2 separate regions of the Homo sapiens genome follow, and region 2 is linked to region 1. A link is a contact called in ENCODE Hi-C or POLR2A ChIA-PET data. All regions are on one chromosome and are shown on one strand. The core of a region is the stretch at or near the end of the contact, and the rest is flanking DNA. Distances in the headings are between cores, read along the strand shown.

Evidence for each region. Hi-C counts contacts between places; a loop is a spot of excess contacts on that map. ChIA-PET counts read pairs that join two places held with the same protein, here RNA polymerase II (POLR2A). Pooled maps may share reads with other maps.
Region 2: a map of endothelial cell of umbilical vein shows a loop between it and region 1 (5-fold over the local background). The contact joins the enhancer-like site here to the promoter of LINC02363 in region 1. A Hi-C loop is called at or near these places in 11 of 168 maps with a recorded cell type or tissue (B cell, CD14-positive monocyte, GM12878 and 7 more), 15 of 37 single-sample maps with no recorded cell type and 17 of 50 pooled maps. POLR2A ChIA-PET finds 5 or more read pairs at or near these places in 11 of 52 experiments (B cell, GM10248, GM12878 and 6 more).

What each region holds. Positions count from the first base shown.
Region 1 is chr4:184,351,791-184,356,385 of GRCh38, reverse strand. It overlaps LINC02363 (long intergenic non-protein coding RNA 2363), which reads left to right and starts at 2,409. Exons shown (of 3, transcript NR_040108.1): 1 at 2,409-3,073. RefSeq lists an enhancer at 2,339-2,408.
Region 2 is chr4:184,404,975-184,409,569 of GRCh38, reverse strand. It overlaps IRF2 (interferon regulatory factor 2), which reads left to right. Exons shown (of 9, transcript NM_002199.4): 6 at 1,295-1,412. Among named protein-coding and RNA genes, the nearest start is that of LINC02362, 25 kb to the right of the region's middle. Within about 2 kb of position 2,514, at least 14 of the 41 ENCODE cell types and tissues checked have a DNase peak (open chromatin) inside an H3K27ac peak, as active enhancers do; they include CD14-positive monocyte, heart left ventricle and testis, where a contact is called at or near this core.

The DNA.
Region 1 (4,595 bases), core at 1,160-3,659:
GATTTGGCTCTGTAGTGACCAGATAATTGAGGGTATCTGGTAGGGGATTACCCCAGGTAAGACCAAGTTACTTTGAGCCAACACTCAGTACCTGTTGACACATTTCAGGACAAGAAGGAAGCTTGACGTTTAAAAGTTAATCCTGTGGCCTTGATGCTGAGTGAATTTATAATGCAGAATAAGCCCCAAAAAGAGACATCTATTTACTACAAATTTTTATTATTTACTTATTGTTATTATCTTTTGAGACAGGGTCTGCTTTTGTCACCTAGGCTGGAGTACAGTGGCATAATCACGACTCACTGCAGGCTTGACCTCCCTGCCTTAAATGATCCTCCCACCTCAGCCTCCTGAGTATCTGGGACTACAGGCTGGCTAATTTTTAAACTTTTTGTAGAGACAGGTTTTCACCACGTTGTCCAGGCTGGTCTCAAACTCCTGGACTCAAATGATCCACCCACCTCGGCTTCCCCAAGTGCTAGGATTACAGGCGTGAGCCATCGTGCCCAGCCTACTACAAATTTTAAAGGCTCTTTCTTGGAATTTCATTATCCAAGTAAACATTTTGGGAGTTACCTGCTCCATAATTATTTATTGATAGATTTATTTAACTGGAAAAGAAACACCAAGGCCTTTATATTCCCCATCCTAGTTTATGCAAAATTGGTTAGATGTCTTAAGCAAAGAAAAAAATAGTCCTAACAACCACTTGAATTTCTAAATGCCTTAAACAATACCTATAGGCTACTAAACTGGCCAGATAATATTACAAAATTGGCTGTGCTGTGTTTTTCATTTCAACCCTTTCTCTGTAAGGAAGGGTCCCCAGAAAAGAACAGTTCACTTTCACTTCAGTAACTGGTGGAGATTATCCTCCCTTCCTTTTTCAGACTGTCCCATAGACTTCTTGCACTGGGAAATTTGCCAAGTTCCTCACATTTTAGCCACATAAGGCAAAACTCACCGGAAACATGCATTTCCCTTCTCTTCCAGCAACAATGACTTTACCCAGAGTCACCAGGAAGTCCTGTCCACTGTCAGCTGTGCAGTATGTGTGTGTGTGTGTGTGTGTGTTTCACCCAAAATGTGGCATGAAACAGACTTACATAAAAAACAACAGAAAGGCCTTTTTGCAGCACTGCTTGGAAACCCCCATCCTGCTTGATAAGCCTTCTTCGCTGTGTTGCCCCTGCAGGGGCCACTCCTGCCTAAGCTGGGTGGTGGTCCCCCACCTCACCTGTGGGCAGCTCATCCTGGAGGACACAGCATGGGTGAGGGGGTGCCTATTCTCAGTTGTCCCTAGGCACAAAAATTCTGCTACTTTTCTTTTTTAGGAAAGTGATTCCCTTCCAGAAAATATTTTTTTCTTGCTTCAAGTAGAATACTTTTTTTTTTTTTTTTTTAAATACAGGGTCTCACTGTGTCACCCCGGCTGGAGTGTAGTGGCACCATCACGGCTCACTGCAGCCTTGGCCTCCTCAGGCTCAAGTGATCCTCCTTTCTCAGCCTCCTGAGTAGCTGGGGCTATAGGTGAGCACAACCACTCTCAGTTAATTTTTGTATTTTTTGTAGAGATGGGGTTTTGCCGTGTTGCCCAGGCTGGTCTTGAACTCCTGGACTCAAGCGATCTACCCACTTCGACCTCACAAAATGAGGGCTTACAGGTGTGAGCCACTGCACCCGGCCAGCACTCTCAGAATTGATCCTTGTCATGTTCCTCTCACCCATCACTGTAGCTGAAGCCCTGGAGAAGCCACTGATTACCCTCTAATCGTCCTAGGTGTTGGTTTCTCTGTTAACATAATGTCTATAATCGGAACTCTTAACCAGGAAAACTTCCCAAACAATATAAATTCAGTGAAAATATGTGCACTGCTCATACCTGGTTCCCCCGGTACTGTTGCTGCATAAGAAGTCACCCCTTAATTTAGTGGTTTAAAAAGATCATCTTATTTATGCTCTCAGAGTCTGTGGGTTTGGAATTTATTTTATTTTATTTAATTAATTAATTAATTAATTATTTAAGATGGAGTCTCACTCTGTCACCCAGGCTGGAGTGCAATGGCACGATCTCCGCTCACTGCAACCTCTGCCTCCTGGGTTCAAGCGATTTTCCTGCCTCAGCCTCTTGAGTAGCTGAGATTACAGGCAAGTGCCACCATGCCCGGCTAATTTTTTTCTATTTTTAGTAGAGACGGGGTTTCACCATATTGGTCAGGCTGGTCTTGCACTCTTGACCTCGTGATCCGCCTGCCTCAGCCTCCCAAAGTGCTGGGATTACAGGCATGAGCCACCACACCTGGCGGGTTTGGAATTTAGACAGCAGGAGTGGCTTGTCTCTGCTGCATGACAGCTGGGGCTGTGACCACTGTGGGTAACGCAGCAGCTGGGGTGTATTATGGTCTAACGGCTCCTTTCCTTATATGTCTAACCCTGGCCTGGAGCACTGGAGGATGAGGTCCGCTGACTGCAGCGTCCATCCTGGTCCTCCCCAGGCACTGTGGCCTCCCTCACAGCATGGCTGCCTTGGGTACTCGGACTTCACGTGGAAGGCCAGGGCTCCGAGAGCAAATGCCCCAGCAAGACAGAAGCTCAGCCGCCTTTGATGACCTAGAAGCTAGGCAGCATCCATTGTACTGCCTTCTATGGGTTGTGAGTGAGTCCCAAACCTGCCTTGACTCAAGGAAACGGAATTAGGCTCTACGTCTTGACTAGGTAGTGGCGAAGTTCTGGAAGCACATGAGTAGGAGATACTGTGACGGTTTCATCTTTGGAAAATACCATCTAGCACACCTGAATCTGCTTTCAGGGGGTGTAAGGGGATTTCCATGGCAAAATTTGAAGCCACATGTGGTCACTGCTTTGTACTGAGGAAACAAAGTGCTCTGGGCATCCAGAAAGGGGGTACGTTTTTTCTTACTGGGATAAATCTGGCTGCATTTTAGCTAATCCTGGAAAATTGATCGACAAAAGCAAAGGACCAAGAAAGCTGCTTATATCAGTGTCTCCTCCACCCTCAGCCTCCAGTAGCATCCCTACGTTTTACAATTTTATTTATGTCACTTTAAATAAGGTAAGCTCTCCTTTGCTGTTCTGGTGTATTTAGACATACACGTATTTTGCTGTCTTGGGTTCTCGTGATAATACTCTTACATCTTTGCACGCTTCATTTTGACCCCTTCCTACTACTTTGATTTTCCCATGACTTTATTCAAAATTTGGAGAGAATAACCCACTCGGCTCTCTTCTCCCTGGTTGCTTTCTCCACTCATTCTAGCTACCTCTGCTCCATAAAATTATGCTCAATCAAGTATCACATTATTTTTATCTTTAGTTGTATGTGTCGTTCCTGTGTCAAAGAGCTTACCCTGTGGGTGCTGTCCAGCCATCTTGAACATTTTGCAAGGCAAATTTATTTATTTATTTATTTATTTTGAGACATGGTCTCACTGTGTCACCCAGGCTGGAGTGCAGTGGTGTGATCATGGCTCACTGCAGCCTCTAACTTCTGGGCTCAAGCAATCCTCCCACCTTAGCCTCCCAAGTAGCCGGGACTTCAGGCAGGCACCGCCATGCCCAGCTAAGTTTTTAAATTTTTTTCTAGAGACGAGGTCTCACTATGCTGCCCAGGGTGGTCTTGGGCTTCTGGGCTCAAGTAATCCTCTTGCTCTGGCCTCTTAAAATGCTGGGATTACAGGCGAGGGCCACCGTGCCCGACCTGGCAAATTTATTGAAAATTGGGGCAATATTGAATCATCTTTGTATCCCACTGACTAGCAAGAAGGTAAGATACCATGGCTGGCTCAACACAGCTACTACCTAGAAATACACTTCTGTGTTATTCAAACCAGGAGTCAGGAAGGAAAACTAATTGAAAAATACCTTCTGAGTATCTGAATTGGGCAATTGCTATGGGGAACAGAATGACAAAGAAGCAGTACCCCACTCCCCAGAGGAGCTTCCCATCTGCTGGGGGTGCCAAAGCATGAACACATAGAAAGGTGAATAACCACAGCGTGGCAGGCAGGATAATGACACCCCTAAAATGTCCACATCCTGATCCCCGGACCTGTGAGCATTAGCTTACATGACAAAAGGGATTTCGCAGATGAGATTAAGTTAAAGATCTGAGATGGGAAGATGAGTCTAGACTATCCAGGTGGGCCCAGTGTAGTCACAGGGTCCTGATAAGTGGACAAAAGAGTCAAGATAGTTGGAGTTAATGCGAGTTAAGACCGGACATGGCTCTCTTTGGAAGACGAGAGGGGCCTTGAACCAAGGAGTGAGAGCATCTCTAGAAGCTGGCCAAGGCGGGAGGGAACACAGCCCTGTCTACACCCTGATTTTAGTCCAGTGAGACCTAACTTGGACTTCTGACCTTCAGACTGTAGGATAACACAGTTGGGTTGTTTTAAGCCACTAAGCTTGTGGAAATTTGCTATAGTAGCATTTGGAAACTAATACAAATAGCAAAGTTAAATGAGATAAGAATCCAGAAAAAAAGTGTCATAGGTCAATAAGCCAGAAATCGCCGCATACTGGAGCTTCTACTGCAATCTCATACGTTCATCCGCCTCATCGCCCATGAAAACTCT
Region 2 (4,595 bases), core at 1,265-3,764, 53 kb before region 1:
AGTGCAAGATGCTGGGGGAGAAAGGAGTAAAAATCGTGCCTGGTAGGGATGGATATTCTGGGCCTGCCCTTACGCTGGACCTTCGGGACATCTGGTAAACCAGGCAGTGTATGGTTTGTTTAAAAACCGAGCTATACAGTGGAGTGATGCCTTTGAAGTCATGTTATTAAGGTGGGAGTTTGCCAGGTGGGATTATGAAGGAGGAGGTTATTTCCCCTCCTTCCGTTAGTGACTTTTTGAGGATTTTGGGGGGATTGATTCCAAGTAGTGTATAAATAAGCTGATGAGAACACCCACCATGTTTCAGAGCCGACCACTGTTGACTTTTCCAAGCACAGTCACGTCTACTTGCATGATCCTCTGCTTCCAGTCCTGTGTTCCTTCTGCTCTCTACCCTCTTCCGCTTTGGATTCCTTGGGTGTTGTCCTGTGTGGCTTTTGTCTGACTTGATTGCTATCGTAGCAGCAGATGCAAACTTACCTTGAGAGCTGAACGTCCACAGGCACCTCAGGGCTGGCTTTTGCAGAGCTGTTTAGTACAAGGGAGTGGAGGGTTCTGGTGCACTTGAAAAAAAAGCACACATTTAGAGCTCCAATAAGGGAAAGGAATTTGTTCTCATTATTTCATTAGTGTGCACGTGCAGAATTCTTGGGCTGGATGAGATATTCAGCCACCTGAAGGGCATTTATGTAAAGCCCATGGTGTGGGGTTGCCCGGCTGGACTCAGGCCAGGGTGATCAGCCAGCCATCCAATGCAGGGCCTCAGGTGGCCAGAGGCCATGGCAAAACTTATCTGCAGAGAATTCATCTACAATGTCCTCTGGGCTCCTGTTCTTGGGCCAGTCACTGAGGCAGAGCTTTTCCTAAGAAATAATTATGAAAGAGGTAGCATGATTCCTCCCTGGTGAAAGCCAGGCATTGATTCTTTTGAGCACCCCCTCAGAGGAGGAGAGTGTAGAATCCACGCAGTGCAGCATTTTACAGAGACAATGATGCAGCTCTGCGTAGCCCCAAAGCTATTGTCTGCAGGTGGAAGCATTTCCTAAAGGCAAGCCAGATGGGCCGGTACCGTTTCCTTGAAGGAAAATGGAAGGAGCTGAATACCCAGCAGTGCACCCTGGGCAGAAATGTGCTTTAAAACAGGCCAGTTTAAAGAAGCAGGGGATGAATGTATTCGGCAGCTGAACATGAATGACCCTAGCATTAAAGAAAGTAGGCAGAGGGTAGAATTTCAGCTAAGAGAAGGGAGGGGAAAGGAAGTGTTCTCAATTCTTTTTTCTTTTCTTCTTCCTAGCAAGAACCAGTTGAGTCATCTCTGGGGCTTAGTAATGGAGTAAGTGATCTTTCTCCTGAGTATGCGGTCCTGACTTCAACTATAAAAAATGAAGTGGATAGTACGGTGAACATCATAGGTAAACTGTTTTGACGTCTCATTTTTTATACATACCAGCAGCCCCCTGGGGCCTAAAATTTGTAAAACAGAGAACTTCAAATAACATAGTCAGTGGGAGGAGGTCTTGGAATCATCTCAGAATGCAAGTTCCAGCCCCCAGATTTCAAGGCTGAGAAACGAAGGCTTTTGAGGATCAGATAAAGGAACTTAGACGGGTCAGCCTCCGTGGAAGAAGGCTGGGGTGACCTCCCAGGAAAAATGTTTGTTTCCCGGCGGCTCGTGGCTAGCGATCCCAGTCTTTCACTATTTGGTTCACGTGGGCAAAAGAGTATTTATTTAACTCGGGAACCAAGGAGAGGGAAGATGGTCCTCGCGAGTCCTCTCAGCAACTGCTTCCTGGCAGACAGAGAAACTGAGGCACAGAGACATGTTGCCAAAGGGCCCACTCTGATTCAGCAGATATTTTTGAGCACCTTCTGTATATCAGACTCAGTACTAGGAGCAGGAAATAGATGGAGGAGGCCCAATTTCTTTTCTCATGGAGGGACAGAGATAGTAAACAAAGACACCCCCAGATAACTGCAGTGTTACCATGTGTGGTAAATACTGCAAAAGAAAAGAAAGGCGAGAGAAAAATCAAGGCACCAAATTTAGATTGGAGGTCTCAGAGGAGCAGTGTTTTCCCTCCTTCGTAACAGTTGAACAACTTCCAGATGTAGCTAGCTGCACCCCCTGTAAAGATGCAGGCTCTTTACAATGAAGACACATCTTCTGATGTTCCTTCTCTCCTGTATGGCCAGATGCACAGGAATAGTGCCCAAAAGACCTCAGCCTGCTTTCCCTTTAAGGGGAAGGAGAAGAAAAAACTCCTTTTTATTTTTACTTTCTTTCAGCATTGAATTTTTGTTGTGTGTATGGTGACTTCTGTTTTTGGGAAACGGAAGAAGCCAGCAGCATGCTGAATTGTCCTGACAGGCCTCCGCTGGCCTCTTGCCGAGGTTAGCAGTGCTTTTTTTGTATTTAAACCATCTCCCGGGCAGTGTAAAAAGTTTGCAGGTGCGGACATTCTGTCTGACTGGTCTCGGCAGTGCTCTATAACCCTGTTGTGTTTCTTGATAAAACACAGCCCCACCCTTTAATAAAGCAAAGATTGCTATGAAACCAGAGAGTCTATTCATTACTGTGGAGTAACTAGAGCAGTCTGTAGTGACTAGACATACGGCAATTAGGAAGTCATGGAGTTGGGATTTTTGTCTTAATTTTGGCTGCTCAAAGTGCCCCCTGTAGGATATTCTTTTTTCGGGAATTGTTTCCAAACTTGCCTGTCTTTATCTATGGTGAAACTCAAGCCGCTTTTTAAGGCAAGCCTGCAAACCCAAGTATCAACATGGGCTCCTGAAGGCACAGGAGAGCAGATTCACAGCTTACTGACCAGTGTTAGGGTCCCCACGAGGGCCACCCATTTGAACTCAAGGTTGGCAGACTCTGGCCCCAGCACTTGCCGTGGTTTCAGGATGGCCAGCGGTGACACAGGGCTATGGAACCCTGGGTCTTCATCTCTTCCCATATCCTTTGTTTCACCTTCTTTTTGCCATATTTTATTGTGCTTCAGATAGAAATTTTATTTATAAGATAAAAAGTAGCTCTGAGGCTGGGCGCGGTGGCTCATGCCTGTAATCCCAGCACTTTGGGAGGCCGAGGTGGGTGGTTCACGAGCTCAGCAGATCAAGACCATCCTGGCCAATATGGTGAAACCCTGTCTCTACTAAAAATACAAAAATTAGCTGGGCGTGGTGGCAGGTGCCTGTAGTCCCAGCTACTCAGGAGGCTGAGGCAGGAGAATCGATTGAACCCAGGAGGCGGAGGTTGCAGTGAGCCAAGATGGCACCACTGCGCTCCAGCCTGGGTGACAGAGGGAGACTGCCTCAAAAAAAAAAAAAAAAAGATAAAAAGTAGCTCTGGGTGAGTCTTTAGATGGAAGGCACCACCTCTTAGGAGATCACCCATGCTGTCAGCTGTGCCCATGCCTTCTTCCTGGAAGCTGAGTTGTTCACCCCTTAGGAGAAGGGGCCTGAGACAAGGCATTCGATTTTATCCACACCCCTAGAATGCTCTTAGCAAGATGAAACTCCATATGAGATGTGAACCCTTACATCGCAATATGCCCAGACACAGAACCCACAACAACATACTTTATTCTTGGCTGTATTGGACCTGGAGCACCTGGGCACTGAGGTGAGACTGTGGGGCCACTCCTCAGTCACCAGGTGCCAACCGAGAGACCTGGGCAGTGGAGTTGGGCTGCTGTGTTTTCAGCCTTAAGAAGTTTTTATTTACTCAAGAAAGCTGTCATCTTTGTGTGAGGCTATATATTATTTTCTCCTTCCCTCTCTCCCTGGCTGCCGCTGCCTCGTTTATAATTAGCTGTCAGCTCCTCCTATCTTCCCTCACCGTACTTCTCAAGTCCATCCCCTTGTTTCTGACACTGTGTGTGGGCCTGCCTTGGCTGTCACCTGGGCTCTGCTTCCATTCTGCTCCCCATTTCTTCTTCTCACAAAATAAAGAATGCCAGTGTCATCATGTCACCACTGCCCCTAAGAGAAGGAGCTGAGTTCCCCCAGGTCCCCGGGGTCTGGCATGATCTAGGCCCTGCCCACTGCTTTCATACCTGTCTTTGAACTTGAATTACTCTGAACGAGTTAAGCTCCCTGTGGCTGCTCATAGAGACAGTGAGGTTGGTGGTGGGTCTCCTTATGGTGGAGCAGCTGCAAAGGCTTTGTCCACAGGGCACAGTGAGGGGTGGACACGTGGCAGTTCCAGCAGGAGGTATAGCTCCAGCCCAACACGTCTCATCCACACTTCCGCTCCCAGATCATTGACCCTTGAGACACTGGTTACCTCTACTGAGTTTTGTTTTGTTTTGTTTTGTTTTTGAGACCGAGTTTCACTCTGTTGCCCAGGCTGGAGTGCAGTGGCACAATCTCGGCTCACTGCAACCTCCGCCTCCTGGGTTCAAGCGATTCTCCTGCCTCAGCCTCCCAAGTAGCTGGGATTACAGGGATGCGCCACCATGCCTGGGTAATTTTTTTTGTATTTAGTAGAGATGGAGTTTCACCATGTTGGTCAGGCTGGTCTTGAACTGCTGACCTCAAATGATCCACCTACCTCGGTCTCCCAAAGTGCTGGGATTACAGGTGTGAGC